Regions from separate parts of the Homo sapiens genome. Here region 1 is linked to region 2. Evidence: read pairs that join two places in POLR2A ChIA-PET (ENCODE). Cell type or tissue: GM12878. All regions are shown on one strand.

Region 1 (4,000 bases), 58 kb after region 2:
CCTCCCCACCCCTTCAATGAAATGGGGTAAGGCACAGTTGAGATAAGTCTCAAGGGCTCCTCCTGCCCTGCCCATCAGGCAAAGGTGTGATGGTCCCTCCTAGTGTGTGGCCGTGATCTCCGTGTGCTCCCGCGGGGGAAAGGGCAGTGCTGAGTGTGGGCACTGGGGCAAGGGCCTGACCACCGAGCACTCCTCACCTGTGCCTGCAGGTGGCAGCAGCAGTCACCTGGCAGAGCCTGCGGGATTGCAGCAGCTAATTTGCGCATGGCCTGGGAAAGGGTCAGCTCAGTCATGCAAAGAGTAATTCCCAGCCCACCGGTGCCCGCTTCCTGCCTCTGCCAGGCCCTTGCAGGCCCCTTGCCTCCATCCTCAGAGGAAGCCAGAACTGGGAGAGGCCTTGGCCAAGGCGTTCCGGAGTAGGTGCTACAGGCCCTCTGTGGCCAGAGCCTCTGCTCACCCAAATCCTGCCCTGCTTCCAGGCCAACCCCCGAATCCATTCTCATTTAGTTAGGGCTGCCAGCCTACAGGCAGTTAACTGCTCCCATTGGCAAAAACTTTAACGAGCAATTAATTAATAAAACTCATGACTGCCAGCCCCACTTCTTTCAGTGGGGACTGATTTTATTAACTACTCAGTCATTGGGGCAAAGGCTGATATCCACGTGTTTGTATCCTTCAGGATCCTAGGGCAAATGAAGGGTGACTGATTATCATTTCTGGGCAATGTGCTTTACAAACCACACTTCTTTCGGTCCTTACAGTGAGGTACTGCTATTATATCCATTATACAGATGAGAAAACTGAGGCCCAGAAAGCTTACTCTCTTCCCCAGTGTCACCTAAGTAGAAGTGAATCCCAGTCTGTCTGACTCCAAAGGTATTTTCCCCTTGAGTGGCCCCTCAAAAACTGCTCTGTTTCCTTTTATGGCTGGAAGGTCCCAGAACCTATGAGCTAAGGGGCTGTTTTCTGACCTTCTCATGGCCTTGCAGGAAGGGACTGTGTGGACTCAGGTTTGTTCCCAAAGCAACTCCTTTGCTTTAGTGATGAAGGGAGCCCTCACCCCTCAGCTCTGTTGAGACAGCCCTTCTGCCCCTCTCCCTCCCCTCTAACCACCAGCCTCCAACCTGAATGAAGTTCCAGATTCTTCCTCTGCTTTTCCCTTACCTCTTTCATGTCTGTGGGTGCCCCCTGAGGCAGTATTCATGTGATTTCAGATGGCACAGGAGATTCATTTTTCATTTTACATCATCACTAGTCCTTTGTTAATTATGGCGTGTGCCCTTCATCATTTAATGGGATATTATATTTTATTTTAAAAGTGATCATTTTGAATTACATGTAAAAAGGCCAGTTGATCTAGAAGAAAATATTAAGTAAATATCTGGCCGATTTCTAGACTTGTTAAAAACCACTGGAACAGAACTTGCCTACCTGAAGCTGGGGAGACCTGGTTTGGATTACCCCATTTCTTCTTAACCAAACCAGCCCAGGGGGGAGTTTGTCGGCCTCAAGAGAGAAGTCCTGTCCCTTAGGGGAAGTTGGCCTTCCTCCTCAGCCAACAAGCTCATGCTGCAGCTGGGTTATTTATTTCTCTGAAAATGTTATCAATGTGCTACACACGTGTGGTTTCAGGTAATCGTGGTTGCCTGGGGTGGAAGTGGAGGGGAGGTTGACTGCAAAGAGCCCCAAAGGAACTTTCTTGAAAGATGGACGTGTTCTATATTTTGGTTGGTGTGTTTGGTCCGAGAGTGTACATGTTTGCCAAGTCATCAGTCATCACCCTGTACACTTAAAATGTGGAAATTTTATTGTAGATAAGCAAAGTTGATTTGAAAACAACATCAAAACCAAAGCCACAAATATTCACTGATGTTGGGAGCCACTCATATTCATTTCTCGTTCTGACTTCTGAGCTGCGAGGTGAGCTCTGTGGTCAGCTGCACTGTGGCGTATGCTCGCTGTCATTCAGCTGACATTTCAGCTGCTCCCAAAGTCAACATTTATGAGTTCTGCCATGTGCCAACCACAAGAAGAGTGCATAAAATGACAGAGAGATGCCTTTGACAAAGGGACATCACAAGTCAGGCAGGAAGGGGTGACTTAATCGGTAAATGGTGTTGGGACAATTGGTTCTCCATTCAGATGCAAACAAAACTAGATTCTAATAGGGCAACTATAGTTAATAGGATTTATACTTTATTTCACAATAGCTGGAATAGGAGATTTGGAAGGTTCCCAATGCAAAGAAATAATAAATGCTTGAGGTGATGGTTATCCTAATTATCCTCATTTAATCATTACACATTGTGTGCATGGATCAAAATATCACAGGTACCTCATAAGTATGTATGACTATTATGTATCAATTTTTAAAAAGACTCACCCCACAAAAAATTAGACCCCTACCTCACATCATGTTCATGCACACAAAAATTCCAGATGAATTAAATGTTAAACAAATACTCTAAAAGTATTAAAAAGAAAATATAGGAGAGTATTTTAAAAATAAATTCCAATCAGAAAAAGCCTTTTAAAGCAAGACATGAAAGCCAGAAATCATAAAGGAAGACTACATCTAACTATATAAAAATGCAAAACTTTTCTATGACCAATGACACCAAGAATTTAGCTAAAAGCATGCAGAAGATCCTGGGAAAATATTTGGCTCATATGTATTAAAGAATTAAGGTTTCTAATATGCAAAGAGGTCCTATGAATCAGTAAGAAAGTGGCAAAAAGCCCAATTAAAAATGTGTAAAGCAGGTGCCCTGCGTTGCCCAGACTAGCGACAATATAGTCAGGATGGCTAAAGATGACCCCCAAGAAACCAAAAGGTGAGATGTCTGCTTATGCCTTCTTTATGCAGACATGCAGAGAAGAATGCAAGAAGAAAAACCCAGAGGTTCTTGTCAATTTCACAGAAATTTCCAAGAAGTGCTCTGAGAGGCGGAAGACAATGTGTGGAAAAGAGAAGTCTAAGCCTGACGAAATGACCGAGGTGGATGAAGTACTCTATGATTGGGAAATAAAGAATTACGGACCAGCTAAGGGAGGCAAGAAGAAGGACCCTAAAGCCCCCAAAAGGCTACCATCTGGATTCTTCCTGTTCTGTTCAGAATTCTGCCCCGAGGACAAATCCACAAACCCTGGCATCTCTATTGGAGATGTGGCAAAAAGGCTGAGTGAGATATGGAATAACTTGAGTGACAGTGCAAAGCTGCCTGACATCACTACGGCAGCAAGCTGAAGAAGTGTGAGAAGGGTGTTGCTGACTCGAAGTCTGAAGGAAAGTTCGATGGTGCAAAAGTTAAAGTTGCCTGGAAAAAGGTAGACAAGGAAGAGGAGGAGGAGGAGGAGGAATTAAAAAACCTGTTTATCCATCTCCTTGTCAATATCTTAGAGCAGAGGAGTGTCATAATTCAGGGGTCCCCAACCCCCGGTCCATGGACCAGTACTCGTCTGTGGTCCATTAGGAGCCAGGCGTCACAGGAGGAGGTGAGCGGCAGGCGAGCAAGTATTACCACCTGAGCCTCCTGTCGGATCAGCGGTGGCATTAGATTCTGAACCCTGTTGTAAACTGCACATGAGAGGGATCTAGGCTGAGTGCTCTTTAGGAGAATCTAAATAATGCCTGATGATCTGAAGTGGAACCGTTTCATCCCAAAACTATCCCCCCCTTGCCCCCACCCTTGACCCCCGTCCGTGGAAAATTTTCTTCCATGAAACCGGTCCCTGGTGCCAAAAAGGTTGGGGACCGCGTTGTAATTGACTCATCTCTCATTTGAGAAATATCTGTTGCCCTCATTAGTTTTAATTACAAAATTTGATCACGATCATATTGCAGTCTCTCAGAGTGCTCTAGAAATTGTCAGTGGTTTACATAAAGTGGCCGTGGGTGTCCAGAGCACCCTGAAACTGTATCAAAGTTGTACATAATTCCAAACCTTTGTTTGTTTGTTTTTTGAGACACAGTCTCGCTCTGTCGCCCAAGCTGGTGTGC
Region 2 (4,000 bases):
TCACCCACCCAGTAAGTGGTGGGCTTGGTACTTGAACCCAGGCAGTCTGACCAAGCTGCTGCCTGAGGTCTTTGCCATCATCAATATGCCATCAATTGTCAGGTCAGGCAGGGATCATTTTCCCTTTTCTATAGATGGGAAAACTGAGGCCCAGAGGGGCAACATGTCTTGCCCAAAGGTGCAGAGCTCAGGTGGGTCTTGCGCACTGCATAAGGCCACGTTGCCATGTCCTTGAGCACCTCCACAGAGGAGCAGCCACCCCAGGAAGTAGCTGCAGACTCTACGGGGTGATACCCTCAAAGGGTGACCAGGGCATGACCGACAGCTCGAAGGAAGCAAAGAGGCTGCTGCTGGTGAAAGAAGAAGTGAAGTGAGAGTGTGGTGCCTGGGCCTGGGGTGAAGGGAGCAGAGAGAAGTGCAGTGGGGGTGCAGGTGTGGGGCAAAGGGAGAGGCCACCCACAGACGCCTCCCGACTTCCCCTTCTTCCTGCAGAAGCTACAAGACAGCAGCCGAGACAGCAGCTGAGACGGCAGCGGCAGCTTCTCAGGTCAGCCTCCTCCGGGCCTCTCCCCACTCTCCTCTGCCCAGTTCTCTGTCCTTATCCACAGGCCCCTCAGTGGGCACTGGCCATACCCATGTCCAGGTGGGCACAGACCTGGTGATATCCTGGTGAGCAAGCTGGGGACCCACCCTCCTTCCCTTTCTGGTTGGCAGCTCCACATCTGGGGCAATGTAGAGATCTGTGCTTTTGGAAGGAGGGGCAATTTAAATTAAGAAGTGGTTAGGCATGGGTCTCGAATCTTAGCTTCCCCGCGAGGTCTGGGACAAGTGAAGAGAGGTTTCTTTTCTGGACCTCAGTTTCTCATCTGTAAAATGGGGTGAGTCTGGGAACCTGCACCTTGGATGGCTGTCAGGGGCTCAGTAGAGGACCTGGCACACAGTTTGTGCTTGGCAATCTGGAGCAGGTGCAGCTCCTTTCAGAGTGACCTGGATTGGATCCTGGGGACAGCATGTCTCAGGTAAATGGACCTGCTGCTGGCTTGGTCACAGACTTCCTGTTGGGCTCCAGGGTGGCCTCTCTTTCCCAACCTGGGAAATAGGGTTACTATAGCATTTCTTAGGGCTTTTTTTTTTTTTTTTTTTTTTGAGACGGAGTCTTGCTTTGTTGCCCAGGCTGGAGTGCAGTGGTGCGATCTCGGCTCACTGCAACCTCCACCTCCCAGGTTCAAGCGATTCTCCTGCCTTAGCCTCCTGAGTAGCTGGGATTACAGGCACCAGCCAGCATGCCTGGCTAATTTTCGTAATTTTAGTAGAGGCGGGATTTCGCCACTTTGGTCAGGCTGGTCTCGGACTCCTGATCTCAGGTGATCCACCTGCCTTGGCCTCCCAAAGTGCTGGGATTACAGGCGTGAGCCACCGTTCCTGGCCTGTTAGTGCTTTTTTGCAGAGACCACAGGTTGATTGATTCCTCACCCAGGCCAGGGGCAGGGGCTCCAGACTGTGGTTGGCAGGGGCAGGTGGGGCTGTGTGCGGAGAATGGCTGGCTCAGTAGGCCTTCGTGCTGCTGGGGAGAGGTGGGCTTCGGGGGTGCATGGTCAGCTGTAGGGAGGAAGGCAGGGGTTCCCAAGCCTTGTGCTCAGATGTATTCCTGGCCAAGGACTTTGATCAGAGCCCTGGACCTTTCTCAGGGCCTGATTCCCAGGAGAGGATCAGGGAAATTGTTGTTTGAATTTCTCTTTCTGGGAAATAGATTTCCTTGGCCTCATTTTACAGATGAGAAAACCTGAGACACAGAGAGGTCAGGTGCCTGCCCAGTGTCACACAGCCTAGGCACTGAATACTGCAACTGGTTATCAAATTCTCATCTTCCAAAGGCTCTGTCCTGTGCTCCACAGCTCCTCATTTCTCTATTGGCCTAAATAGAGTCTTACTTGTCTGCAAAGCAACTCAGCTGCCCAACCATCTTTGGGAGGCTGCAGTGTGCAGGGGGTAGTGCCCTGGACCGTGGAGGCCTGGGTTTGAGTCCCAGCTTGCCCACTGGCCTGCTGTAGAACCTCAAGCAGACTCCTCTTACGCAGTATTCGGTTTCCCCACCATCAACTGGAACCATCCTGGAAGTCAGATAAGGGATTGCTGTTTCCTAGAAGGCCACAAATAATGAATTGCAGGGTGGAGAATGAAATGGCTCAGCGTGTGGGGGGATGGTGCATGGTGACCTCTCTGAAGGGATGTGGAGGGGAATTTGGAGGTTGCAAGCAGAAGTGAAGACTGTGGTTTGCTCCTGGGAAAGGGGGTGGAAACCACAGCTTCTATCTGGAGTGCCTGGGGGAGGTATCACTTCTGCTTTGGCCTCAATTTCTTCAGTTGTGTGGTAGGGTCAGGCTTTTCTTCCCTCAGTGCCTGCCTGGAACCAGTGGGGGTAAGAGCCTGGTCTTACACCTTGCAGGTCAAATCCATCTATCTCTCTGGGCCTCAGTTTCACCAACAGTATAGTGAAGGGGTGGACAAATTGGCCCAAGATCCTTTCTGTGCTGTCAGGTCCTCCACTACTGGGCCTGAGTTATCTCTCCTGAATGAGTTCCTTCAGTAGCTTCTTTTGCCTCCCCAAACCTTTCTGTTTTTTTGTTTGTTTGTTTGTTTTGTTTTGCTTTGGAGACAAAGTCTCACTCTGTCACCCAGGCCGGAGTGCAGTGTCACAATCACGGCTCCCAGGCTCAAGTAATCCTCTCATCTCAGCCTCCTGAGTAGCTGGGACCACAGGCTCATGCCACCATGCTGGGTTAGGTTTTTTAATGTTTAATTTTGTAGAGATGGGGTCTCCCTATGTTACTCTGGCTGGTCTCAAACTCCTGGGCTCAAGTGATCCTCCTGCTTCAGCCTCCCAAAGTGCTGGGATTAAGGCATGAGCCACCACACCCGGCTCCCCCAAATCTTGTCCCTTGTCTTTTCTCTGAGGTTCTGAGAGGGTAAGTAAATAGCACAGCCAAATAAATAACCAAATAACCAAATAAATAAGAACCCAGTCCTCTGTGACTCCATAGTCTCTATTTCGTATTAAAAATAAACATATATATTTAAAAAATTCATGTTAAGAAAAATGGGTGACCACCTGGAGAAAAAATGAAATTGGATTTATATCTCCCAGTGCATCCCAGTATCAATGCAAATGGACTGGAGATTTCAATTTGAAAAATGAATCTATAAAAGTACTGGAAGAAACAGGCAAATTCCTTCATGACACTGGAGTGGAGACTGGGCTTGGTGGCTTCCTCCTATGATCCCAGCCCTTTGGGAGGCTGAGGTGGGAGGATCGCTTGAGCCCAGGTGTTGGAGACCAGCCTGGGCAACATGCTGAAACCACGTCTCTACAATAGCTGGGCTTGGATGTGCCAGTTGATACAAAAGTGCCCCAGTTGATACAATAAGTTGCATACTCTACAAACTATTCTGCATTTTGCTTTTTCACTTGAAAATACGTCTTGGAGAGCTTTCCATGTCAATAAGAGCAGAGCTTCCACTTTTTCATCTGCATATTCTAATGTTGTAGGAATAAGTTACAGTTTATTTAATTAGTCCCGTGTTCATAGATATTTGTGCTGGTTCTAGTTATTTGCTCTTACAAACAATGTAGCTGTGCTTATATTATTTCTCACATGTGCAAGTTCACCATTTATTTATTTTTATTTTTTGAGACAGAGTCTTGCTCTGTCACCCAGGCTGGAGTGCAGTGATGTGATCTCTGCTAACTGCAACCTCTGCCTCCCGGGTTCAAACGATTCTCCTGGCTCAGCCTCCCGAGTAGCTGGGATTACAGGCACGCTCCACTGCGCCTGACTAATTTTTGTATTTTTAGTAGAGACAGAGTTTCACCTTGTTGGCCAGGCTGGTCTTGAACTCCTGACCTCAGGTGAGCCTCCTGCCTCGGCCTCCCAAAGTGCTGGGATTACAGGTGTGAGCCACCGTGTCTGGCTCTATTTATTTATTTTTGATACAGGGTCTC

The links. Peaks named below come from ENCODE experiments on the same cell type or tissue, not always from the same donor. Only the 100,000 strongest peaks of a DNase experiment are listed, where the experiment ranks them.
Region 1: POLR2A ChIA-PET joins it to region 2 with 7 read pairs; 5 of 35 experiments call an interaction of 5 or more read pairs at or near these places.

Annotation. Positions count from the first base shown.
Region 1 is chr16:57,600,335-57,604,334 of GRCh38, forward strand. All of the region lies in intron 1 of LOC105371291 (a long non-coding RNA gene), which reads right to left. It also overlaps the pseudogene HMGB3P32. Among named protein-coding and RNA genes, the nearest start is that of ADGRG1, 26 kb to the right of the region's middle. RefSeq lists an enhancer at 1. In GM12878, a CTCF peak has its summit at 220 (motif pointing right); a DNase peak (open chromatin) is centred at 1,837; H3K4me3 peaks cover 408 bases; H3K27ac peaks cover 1,843 bases.
Region 2 is chr16:57,542,155-57,546,154 of GRCh38, forward strand. It overlaps ADGRG5 (adhesion G protein-coupled receptor G5), which reads left to right and starts at 489. Exons shown (of 12, transcript NM_001304376.3): 1 at 489-547. RefSeq lists enhancers at 269-438, 1,943-2,252 and a silencer at 1,833-1,882. In GM12878, no CTCF peak of the experiment used is centred here; DNase peaks (open chromatin) are centred at 387 and 2,297; H3K4me3 peaks cover 4,000 bases; H3K27ac peaks cover 3,691 bases.